Regions from separate parts of the Homo sapiens genome. Here all the other regions are linked to region 4. The links are chromatin contacts, found by Hi-C or POLR2A ChIA-PET in ENCODE. All regions are on one chromosome and are shown on one strand. Each heading gives the region's core, a stretch centred on a gene start or an enhancer-like site at or near the end of the contact. The rest is flanking DNA. Distances are from core to core; before and after follow the strand shown.

The links. Hi-C counts contacts between places; a loop is a spot of excess contacts on that map. ChIA-PET counts read pairs that join two places held with the same protein, here RNA polymerase II (POLR2A). Pooled maps may share reads with other maps.
Region 1: a map of GM12878 shows a loop between it and region 4 (2.9-fold over the local background). The contact joins two enhancer-like sites. A Hi-C loop is called at or near these places in 1 of 168 maps with a recorded cell type or tissue (GM12878), 11 of 37 single-sample maps with no recorded cell type and 9 of 50 pooled maps. POLR2A ChIA-PET finds 5 or more read pairs at or near these places in 1 of 52 experiments (Panc1).
Region 2: a loop to region 4 is called in a map of GM12878, with 4 times the contacts of the local background. The contact joins two enhancer-like sites. A Hi-C loop is called at or near these places in 2 of 168 maps with a recorded cell type or tissue (both GM12878), 24 of 37 single-sample maps with no recorded cell type and 9 of 50 pooled maps.
Region 3: a loop to region 4 is called in a pooled map, with 15 times the contacts of the local background. The contact joins two enhancer-like sites. A Hi-C loop is called at or near these places in 2 of 37 single-sample maps with no recorded cell type and 2 of 50 pooled maps.

Annotation. Positions count from the first base shown.
Region 1 is chr5:89,929,536-89,932,235 of GRCh38, forward strand. All of the region lies in intron 2 of LOC102724637 (a long non-coding RNA gene), which reads left to right. Among named protein-coding and RNA genes, the nearest start is that of MIR3660, 86 kb to the right of the region's middle. Within about 2 kb of position 1,341, at least 7 of the 41 ENCODE cell types and tissues checked have a DNase peak (open chromatin) inside an H3K27ac peak, as active enhancers do; they include GM12878, where a contact is called at or near this core.
Region 2 is chr5:90,019,942-90,022,690 of GRCh38, forward strand. No RefSeq gene overlaps it. Among named protein-coding and RNA genes, the nearest start is that of MIR3660, 4.6 kb to the left of the region's middle. Within about 2 kb of position 1,255, at least 7 of the 41 ENCODE cell types and tissues checked have a DNase peak (open chromatin) inside an H3K27ac peak, as active enhancers do; they include GM12878, where a contact is called at or near this core.
Region 3 is chr5:90,639,205-90,641,904 of GRCh38, forward strand. The region is part of intron 11 of ADGRV1 (adhesion G protein-coupled receptor V1); the gene reads left to right. Among named protein-coding and RNA genes, the nearest start is that of ADGRV1, 82 kb to the left of the region's middle. Within about 2 kb of position 1,332, at least 4 of the 41 ENCODE cell types and tissues checked have a DNase peak (open chromatin) inside an H3K27ac peak, as active enhancers do.
Region 4 is chr5:88,730,961-88,733,660 of GRCh38, forward strand. It overlaps MEF2C (myocyte enhancer factor 2C), which reads right to left. Exons shown (of 11, transcript NM_002397.5): 7 at 769-941. Among named protein-coding and RNA genes, the nearest start is that of GSCAR, 35 kb to the left of the region's middle. RefSeq lists enhancers at 1,193-1,242, 1,363-1,642. Within about 2 kb of position 1,376, at least 19 of the 41 ENCODE cell types and tissues checked have a DNase peak (open chromatin) inside an H3K27ac peak, as active enhancers do; they include GM12878, where a contact is called at or near this core.

The DNA.
Region 1 (2,700 bases), core at 91-2,590, 1.2 Mb after region 4:
AACACAAATGAAAGTACTTGAAACATACTTAAGAAGATACAATAAAACTAAAATAATTATGTAGCTTTTTTTTTTTTTACTTAAAGGTAATATTGCATCAATCATAGATCTAGAGATAGTCAAGACAGAGCTGATGAACCTCTTCCTATTCTTTCATTTTTTAAAAAAATAAATTTCTAGTTAAATTCCAAGATTTCTGTCTAAGCCACAATGTTTTCACTCAACATTTAATGCACGACCCTTTTGTGACAGGCACATACCTGAATACATTAACTCCAAAACTGAAATGTGGACCACAATATAACTAAAATTTATCTTTCATACAGTACAGTCTTTTTAGAATGAAAGTTTCATATTCCCCATGAAACAGGACTTTTAAATTCAGCATTTTTCAATGTCCCAAGTACTGCTTTATTTTAACACTCTAAACCTTAAGACAGAAGTGTTATTATTCTGCATTAGTAGATGAGGTAACCAAAGACCAGAGCTCTTAAGCAATTCCTAGAGTTGCACAGTGGGAGACTGAGCTTTCAACTCAGTATTGTCTCGCTATAAAGATGGAGTTTTTCCAATAATGCAATGCTCTCCTTCTTCTTCTTCTCCTTCAGTGAATTACCATGTCTCTTATATTCTCTCATTCACAAGTATAGGAGTGATCAACAATTCTGAAATATCAATCTCCTTAAAAAAAGTGCCCATCTTGTTTATATTTAGTTACTTCTAGAAGAACTATACTTCAAATTGCTTGAAATGTCTACAAGAAATTTTGAGTGTGATGTTAGTAAACAGCAATCCTTGCACATATCACTGGCTGTAAATATGAACCATAAATTCCTCACTTAAACATATAAAATCAAGCATGGAATTAGGTTATTCAAAGAGGCAAGTCTGTGACAATATTATTTACTATCTTATTTGCAAGGATCACATCTTCTAAAAACTAACTGTTGTATGTTTGTCTTTAAAGAGGTCTATAGATAAAGGCAGTGATTTTCTGAATACATCAAAACCCTCATAGCATTCCTGAGGATCTACTGATTAACCCAGTAGGATATTAATTATGAACACATCTGCCATTCTTACTTTTTGTTCTTTTCCTTTAAATAGGAGTGGAGTAATTCAGACATGTGTGTATGATTAGGTGTAGCTAGCAGTGCATGATGAGCTAGATTTAGATACATTTATGAAGCATCAAATACAATGAAACAGTTTACTGGAAAACAAAACTTGTACTGGAGATTGGAACTCTTAAAGCAGGAGAAAGTTGTTTTTAAAAAAGCTTAACCTTAAATAAAACACATATGTGGTGGGTGAATGTGAAAGAATATACAGCTTCATTGTTTCTCGAGAACAAAAGTATTTATAGTTCTTCCGCTTTGTGACTCATCTCTCTGCTGTAAAATATTTGGGCTATTACTCATAATTACAAAAAAGGCATCGAAGAGAATGGCTTGACGTTAGTGCAAAGGACAAGGTGAACAAACTGGCATTTTATTTGTGACATTCTCATTTATAAGAAGTTGGACAATCTGTTTTTTGACTGCTTTCTTTCTCTGCAAAAATGACTATAATATAGCACTTAAAATAAATGATAATTCATGTGCCTCTAATCTAAAACGATCAAAACAGGCAAGATGCAAACAAGACACAGAGAGTGCAAAGAATGCAGCATACTGCAATAAATTCCCCTTATATTTATTTAACAATAAATATGCAAATTTGAGATAATTATGAAGACATGTGCTTTGAGGAGCAGAGAGACTACTCAAAAGGTATTTTGTTCAATCATCCTTTTTCTTTTGAGCTAAGATGAGAACCAGAAGGAAACAGATATAATAACAAAAATGGAGTAAGTATTGATCATGGATGAGAAGACTGAGATAATATAAAACCTCTAACTCAAAAAGCATTTTTTTCTGGTAGATGAAACTAAGTGATTCTAAATAATAACTTATTAGTAGAAAACAATTAATTTTATAGCCTTTTAATGGTCCTTTTAAGGGAGTAGTACACTCCAAAGTGAAGTTAATCCTCCACAACGATATTAGTTTTTCTTAAAGAAAATGCTAATTAATAAATAGTTGCTCTGAACCATTTAAAGAATAGAGAAAAAATGTCAAAATGTTACTAACTTCCCGGGAACACAATTTTAATATTGTTTTTCATGAGAATTACAGATTTTTGCATTACTTACTCTTGACTACAATGAGTATTGCATTTGATCAATTATATTTCTAATATTTTGCCATTAATTTTTTCCTCTTCCAGAAAGATGGTATTTAGCCAAATTCTTAGACTTCCTATTCATTCTAAAGGACAAGCTTTCATTAATGTACAAAGGGGCCACTCTTTAATGGCACAGAATACTAGAAAAAGCTCATTCTGAAATATTGTTAGGTAGCTGTTATAGACTAGAATTGTATTAAGGGTGCATATCACATATCCATATCAAAATATATAAAATACATACAGCAGGATTCCTTCAACATGATGAACTATCACTGGATAATGGCTTTATCTCCAACCATCTCAATCGTGGGTATTACAATGAAATCTGAAAAAGGTGAAAAGCACTGTCAACCTTTCTTAATATTGTTGGAAAATGCTGGCGTATTAGAGCTTAAGTGGTTCTTGAAGAAGTCTGTGTGTGTTATCTGGAACAGCCAGATGATTCTTTGCTGTGTGGGGCTGCCCTGTTCA
Region 2 (2,749 bases), core at 5-2,504, 1.3 Mb after region 4:
ATGCTTTTTTTTTTTCCAACGTTGTGAAGATTCCCTGGACTTTTGAAATCTTCTAAGTTTGTGTTGCATTTATAATAAAATGATTTTAAAATGGGGGATCGGCCGGGCGTGGTGGCTCATGCCTGTAATCCTGGCACTTTGGAAGGCCGAGGTGGGTGGATCACTTGAGATCAGGAGTTTGAGACAAGCCTGGCCAACATGGTAAAACCCCATCTCTACTAAAAATACAAAATTTAACCAGGGATGGTGGAGTGGCGCCTATAATCCCAGCTACTCGGGAGGCTAAGCAGGAGAATCACTTGAACTCCAGAGGTGGAGGTTGCAGTGAGATGAGATCGCACCACTGCACTCCAACCTGGGCAACAGAGTGAGACTCTGCCTCAAAATAAACAAATAAATAACAACAAATGAGGGCATTGAAAACTGAAGATGTTGAAGAAGGATTTCAGGTTCTTAAAATATCAATGAGATTCATATGAGAAAAGAGGGTGAGGGCAATCCAGGGCCAGTAGCAGAATGAGTAAAAGCTTGCAGTAGCAAATGTGCAAGTTGCATCTGTGAGCAAATGTCCGAATTTCATGAAATTCAGGATTCCCTATATAAAGATAGAAAATAAATTTTATCTATTTGTGTAAATCCAATTATTGTGGCATTTTATGCCATCTTTGGAGTCTAAATCTTATCCAGTAATAATCATGGGTCCATATAGGCTTTTGAGCCAAAGACTAGCATGTAAAACCGGCCTTGCAGGAAGATAGATGGAGTAGCAGTAGGTAGAAGACACAGGAGCCATAGAAGACTGAGAGAAGTAGCACTCTGCCATAGTTTTCAACACATATGATGATTAATTTTGAAACTACAGTAGTTAATGCATGATGTTGAATGTACAGCCCACCATCATGGTCTGGCAAAGAATGTAAGACTCCAGAGAAACAACTGGATTTGATGCAAATAAATGTATGAAATGAAAATGATGAAAGAAGAATAAGCATTTTGGAGACTCTGAGTTCCAGTGAATTGAATGGTATCATCTACTTTTAAAATAAATAAATAAATAAATAAATAAATAAATAAATAAATAAAGGCAGCGGAGAGAGAGAGAGAGAGAGAAAGTCACAGCTTATTTGAGATGAAAATGATCTCAAATTTTAATATGTTTAGTTTGAGGAGATAGTGCACAAAGGGAGTAAGTCCCAAAAGCAGCTGAGATATATAGAATTTTGAAGCTGGGGTAAACGAAACAAAAGTTTCTCTTATGACTCAAACGAACTCGCTGAGCCAGGAAAAGGAGAAAAAACAAAAAAAAACAATCAACTTTGCCTGGTACCATCAGAGGGTGTTAGCAGTTACTCATTTTAAGTGTCACTTTGCAAACAGACTTAAACCAACCTTTTGGAACCTAACCAAAGCATAAATAGAAGAAGTTCTGTAAAGAGGAGGGCTATCAACATGGAAGTGAAAGTCAAAACCATGAGTCACAGTTGATTCAGGGAAAGCATACAAAAGAGAAAGAGAAATGGCCAAGAATTAAACTCTGGGAACATTCACAGATAAGAAAAATATAAGGAAGAATTTAATTTCAAAATACAGTTTCTTTAACTACCCAAAACTCAGAGACATGAGGCCAAATTTGGTCAGATCAAATGTGGAAAACCCACACTGAAACACTGGAAAGAAAAAGCCGGAGAAAAACCAAAACAAATCTTTTAAATCAGAATTTGGAGTACGTTGTTTACTGGAAATCAAGAAACTCTCAAAATCAACCAGTATATGACTGTATGTCACAGAAGAAATTTATTACTAAAACAAAAATTCTCTGGGGAAAATAAAAAGCAGATACATTTTAGTTTCAAATTCAATTACAAAGATATTAAGACTAAAAAATATATTTACCTGTGGAGTAGCCCAATTAGCTGAATTAACCTGTAATATTAAATTTGAAATGATTATATTTTTCTTCAAAAATCACATATGTAAATAAAAATACATTAAAAATAATAAATAAGTCCAAAGTTTAAATGCTTTTATATGTATTTTTTTCAGATGGTAAATATAGTGAACTGCTTTCTCTGTAAATGTTCCTCCTCTATCCATCATGTCAGAAAGATCCACTATACTCTTTCTCATAGACTCTCACATTTATGGATTCTCAAGAACAATTTCACTTTCACTGGAATTAAAGCAAGTATGTTCTTTTTCCTGATGGCCAAATCCCAAGAGATTTAGTTAAATTGAAGTTGGGCAAAGGTACTAAGTCTCAAGAGCACTTATTGGGAATCTGTGGGTGTGTCTTGTCACCAGGGTTACAGTAAAACATGTTTCCAAGCTTGGAGGTAAGCAAAAGTGGCTCTAAAAACAATTATAAGTTTTAAACTTGCTTTAATGTGGTAACCAAAAAGAGTAAGGCTACTTTAACGTATTTTTATTTGAATTTAACAATTGCCCACATTTTTCTGTACTTTTTTCAAATCATATTTTCAAGAAATAAAGCAATGAAGATAAATTTAAAGTCCTTCATATCTACCTCCACCCCACTTTCACTCTTTTCCTCCCTAAAGGCAAACTTCAGAAACTAAATAAATATTCAGCCTCACCAGTAACCAGGGAAGTACAAATTAAAACCATGAGATACCATTTCACATGCATCAGATTGCCCAGCATTTATAAAGCCTGACAATGTCAGGCTCTGGTGAGTCTGTGAGAAAACAGGGATCCTCTATCCATATGATGGGAATATAAACTTGGAACT
Region 3 (2,700 bases), core at 82-2,581, 1.9 Mb after region 4:
GTAATGAAATGTAAATTGGAAATTATTTTTTTCATTTTTGTTTTTTTCCTTAAGTAAGGTGTAAGCATTCAGTGGACAATCTTGAAAACAACTAAAGAAACAGAAACAGTGATGATAAACCAATGCTGTGGGAATCTGTAGAAACTTTGTTAGCTTAGCTGACAGTTTCTACTCTCAACTAAATGTTTAAAGAATGATTTACACTATCCATCTGCAAATTGATAGTGACTATTCTTTATATTCTTTCTAACTATTCATTTTTAAATCTTATGTAAACATTTGAAATTAAGTATAATTTTTAAGGGTTTATTTTGTTCTTCTTTTTCTATCCCCTATGGGTAAAAATAGTACATAGTAAAAAAAGTACATAAGGAAGTACAAATCATGAGGTAGAAAATTTCAGAAATTATTGGTTCTTTTCAAATAGAGGAAATTAGTTCAAATATATATTAAAATGTTTTAATTTGACTAGTAATTGGTGCATACTTGTATTATCTCATTTGTGTGTGAACAAGAATGAGCAAATTACATTTGAGTGTTCAGAAACATTTAGTTAAATAAAATTTAGATACTGTATTTTATCAAAAACTCCCTCTTAATTTTGCAAATTTTTAACAAAACTTGAGTGAAAGAATAAATGAATGATAGCAAGCATGATTACAATAAATCACATCACAATATTGCAATGAAAATAGTTAACAGTTTATTGTGATAACAGTTTATAATTTCCTCTCAATGTCAAATCCAAGTTCAAATTCTCTATATTTCAACTCAATATAGACAAAAGTTGCCCTGATACTAAAAAACTTGTGGTGCTTTCAAATAACATGCTGGTTAAAAATATTCTATTTAGTTTTCCTCAAATCACAAACAATGTCATTATGCCAGTTTATTTCAGAAAAATTTTGGTGTATGTGGTATATAACCCTATATTTATAAATGGTGCATTTGACTTTAAAAATGAAGCTCTAGGGCTCTACATTTGACATGTGCTTTCAAGGCTGTTTGAAAATGAAATACACTGTGGATTTGGAAAAGTGTTTTGGTTTCCTGATGCCAAGTTGTATTTAAGTAATTTTTGGCAGAATTAAAAGGTGCAATGATATGGCTTCTTCAGTATGTTCCTGTGCAAATGATATAGGTATAGATTTCTCTAGTTACACAGTTTTGTTTTTTCTAACTCAAAGAACAACTGGCTTTAGATCTGAGACTAAAGGTTTTTATTTTTTTTTAAATCTAATTAAAGCTACTAAGTAATTATAAGCAGGGCTGAATGAAATTTGTTCAGCTGCTGTGGTTTGTGAGCCTGTACAGTGCTTGGCAGGCACAGGCGCCTTGGAGGAGGCCTGGAAAGGAATGTCTTGAATGGGTCTTGACAAGCTTGCTGGCCATGGGGTCATCTTCCATAAGTGGGAACTGCCGAACCTCTTGCTAGCATTTGTCAATAGCAAAGAATCCAGGGTGCAGAGTTCCCATAAAACGCACATTACTAGCTCTTGGGAAAAAAGGAAGCCTTTCTTTAGCTTTATTTTTCCCTTGCCATTCTAAGTTTCTCACAGTATTAGTGAGATTTTAGCAAATGGTGCCCTGCCTCCTTTTTCCCCTTCCCACACTTCTTTCTGTGTTGACAGGGTAGAAACTGAAAGGTTTGTCGTGTATTTTGGGTAAGTGTACAAAATAATACCTTGTTTTTGGTGATTCAGTATTTTGTTTTGCAAGTGATTGTTTTTGGACGAGACTGCTGTTCTGCATGATTACAGGTCTTGGGAAATTTTGCTTGTCCACCTGGCCATGCATGCTTTGTGTGCAGTTTCATTTTCTAATGATAAGGGGAGCTTACACAAAGTTGTTTATTTATTTTTGGTCCTAAGAGTTTTGCACTGTGAATGCATTTAAAGTATTTTGAAATTTGAGAATTAGTGTAATGACATTTAGACGAACTTAAAATTTTTAACTTTCCTTGTAGGTCCACATAACCTCAAGAACAATTACTGTGCTGTACTTCTGAAATTTTTACCCAATGTCTTTTATGAATCTTGTAGCTTGTTTAACAGAGAATTAGCAATCAATTATCTGAACGGTTCCATTGGTTTTCTGAGAGCATCTAAGCAATTTATTGCTTATATCTCAGAGCCGTATACAGAACTTTTCAGAATTTGCATTTCACTTAAGGGTAGCATATTTTAAGAAAGTTTAAAAATAAATTTGTTTAATGTTCAGAATGGATTTTTATATTTTGCATTCTGATCCAGTTTTTTCTTTCCTAGCTTATGTGGATATAAGAAATTTTAATTAATGAGGATATTGATATAAATGATGGACAAATTTGGTATGAAAATTATGACTGTTTTAACAATATAAAATAACTCTCCTATTATTTAGACTATTCTGTGGCCACTAGCATGCTAAGTATTATCAGATTTCTAAAAACTAGGGAAGGATGACAATTCAGATTCTCTGTTAAATAGGAAGTGAGCTTTTTTTCTACATATTTCTACATATGAATTGTGGTTTCATTGTGATTTGAAGTCTGAGCATGAATATATTTTTGGTTCAATAGGACGTGACATTTCGCAAGGTTTAGAGCAGCTTGCAGGATTGATAATTCTTAAGAGCCTGCTGGCTTTTAAACTCTCAGAACATTGCAGTCCAAGTCCCTTTGATCATTCTAATTATGCTTTGAACGTTAAAACCAGAAAT
Region 4 (2,700 bases), core at 126-2,625:
CTCTTTGTTGTTGAATTTGGTCCCATAACATTATCTTCATCTTAGGCATGCAGACCCAGAAGAAAGAAAAATGACAGGGTCTGGGGATATAACCTCTATTTAAAATTTCTTATTTATTTATCTTCCTTAGAGGTGCTACAATTCTTTTTTGATGTAAAATATAACCTTTGTTCCTAAAATGCCTAGGATTTTAATTTGCTTTTGAGAGATAGCTATTTTCATGAAGTAAATGTATGGAAAGATGAATTGAGGCAGTGTGTAGGCATGCGATGTATTAGATATAATCATTGCAATACATCTAAGAAAGGATTTGCTAATTAACAGGAGAAAGTTCATTTAGAAATTGTGGAAAGTACTTTCTCATTGTCAGCGTGTTGAGGACATAAATATTGTAAAAATACTATGTTATAAAGTACCTCATTACCTATTATTACTCTGCTTATGGGACGTAGAGATTGACCGATGGTAGTGTCTGATTTTTTTCCAACTATAAATTGAAAGCCTTAAAAGAAAATGTTTTTCTTATCCTAGAACATCAGCCTAGTGAAGTTCACCAGATATATATATATATTTTTTTTACACGGAAAAGGGAAATGCAAACCAGTTACCAGAAATAATAGCTAAATACAAGCAAGGCTCTGTCAATGGCACTGTTATGTTAATTTTCTGGGAGAATGTTAAGTAATTCATCAAGTTAGACAAATATAAAAACAGCAAAACATATACAAAACATTATCAATATTTATTTAAAATGTAGTTTTGTATTACCACTGATGGCATCGTATTCTTGCTGCCTGGTGGAATAAGAACTCGGAGATCTGGTTTACGGTTATTCATTCCTAAATTCATTGGGGGAGGAGATTTTGCTTGCATATTCTTGTTCAAGTTACCAGGTGAGACCAGCAGACCTGGTGAGTTTCGGGGATTGCCATACCCGTTCCCTGTTAACAAAAAACAATAAAGCATTTAGGAAGAAATCTAGGTCAAATACGTTTCCGAAGAATACACAACATGAGAATAAAAACAAAAGCTTAATGGTAAGACGTACATTGCAAAACCATAGGATGACTGATTTGACCTCCATGGGACAAGTAACCCAATTAAGTATTCAATAGTCCTCTGAAGGAAGATTAAAAACTTTTTATGAGAAGAGAGCCAATATACATCAACTTGCTCAGAAGTCAGCATATACTTTTTTTCCTATCAAAAATATTCAGGAAGAAAGTCAGACAGTAGTTCAGGGTCTAAGAAAAGCACAGAACTGGTCTTGCACTTTAATTGACTAGCTTGGCGGAGGCCTGGCTGGCGTGACTCACTCTTTCAGTTCACTGGTTTGGGTTTTATTTTGTGTGTCTGTGTGTCCTTAAATGAAGAAAGGGCATACCAGCAAGACTGTAATTTCTAGGACAGGCAGGAGGAGGGGAAGCCGCTTACACATTTTGCTGTTCAGTTCCGCTTTTCTCTGAGTGAATTCTCTCTATGGTTTTTCTTCCATCTGCTTTGCCCTCCTTACTAAGTTCAGTGTACAACCCTTGCTTTCCTCCTCACACAGAACTTCAGAAAGCAAGACTCCTTCCCTGGAGCTGAAATGAAGTGATGATGCCTCCGCTAAAGTGCTGATTCACCAAGGCACAGGAATAGCCATTGAACTGGAAGACTGAAAGGGTTTTCTTAGGTCTCTGATGTTCAGTATCCTACTAACAGAAAAGTGGGTATCCCAAGGTCTGCGTTTTTCATATTTCAAAATATGACCAAGAGAGCTAGGGAGGAGTTGATTACAAATGCCAGCAGAGCTGGCATGACAGTGGACTCAGAAAGACATCTGCTGATTTCCTCCACTGCCTCTGAAGGGAGAATAAGAGAACTCAGCTACCTGATTCAACAATCCTTGCTAGAAACTAGACAGTTGTTTTCTGAAGCTTTCTAAAGGAGACAGTTAAACCTCATTGTTATTGCCATCATTACAAAACACAAGTATCTATTACCCCTGCATGAGTGAGATTGTGTGCTACCCAGTGAGGATGCAAAGACAAGGCCCCAGGCTTGAAAAGCTCTGAAATCTCTTTGTGGTAATCCAATACATACTCATGGAAAACATAAAGACCAATACAAGGCAGCGTAGGGTGAGGTGCCTGCAGAGTAATCCAGATTAAGTGTTATTGAGTTCCCGGGAGAGAAGAGGTGATCCAATAAAAGATTCACAGAAGAGGCAGGAATTGATGAGGGCCTTAAAGAAAGGCCATAGGAAGATATGTTAGGCTTGTGACTGGGCAGTAGGAAAGGGCTGAGGTAGGAGTTTAAAGAGCATGGTAAGGGGCACTGAGAGGAACCTGTTTAGAAGGGGACCCGTGAAAAGAGAGGGGTGTCAGAGGCTCTGGAGGGATGCAGGGGTTGGGCTGTGGAGATCTCAAATTCCAGGCTAAAAGTCCTTGGGTTTATATGGTGGAAATGAAAGTTTCAGAGTAGAGGTATGACACAGACCTCTAAGTGGTCAGAAAGATCTACTGGCATTGGTATACTCAGGAATTAGTAAGGCCTGCTAGTGTGGACCAGTCTGGAGACTACTTTGATGGCCTGAGATAGAGGCCATGAGGAACTGGGAAGGCAGAGCAAAGGTATATTTCAGGAGATATTTATGGGAACATCTTTAGAAGCAAAATATATTTGAGGCACACTGTATAAAGCAGATTTGTTCTTCAT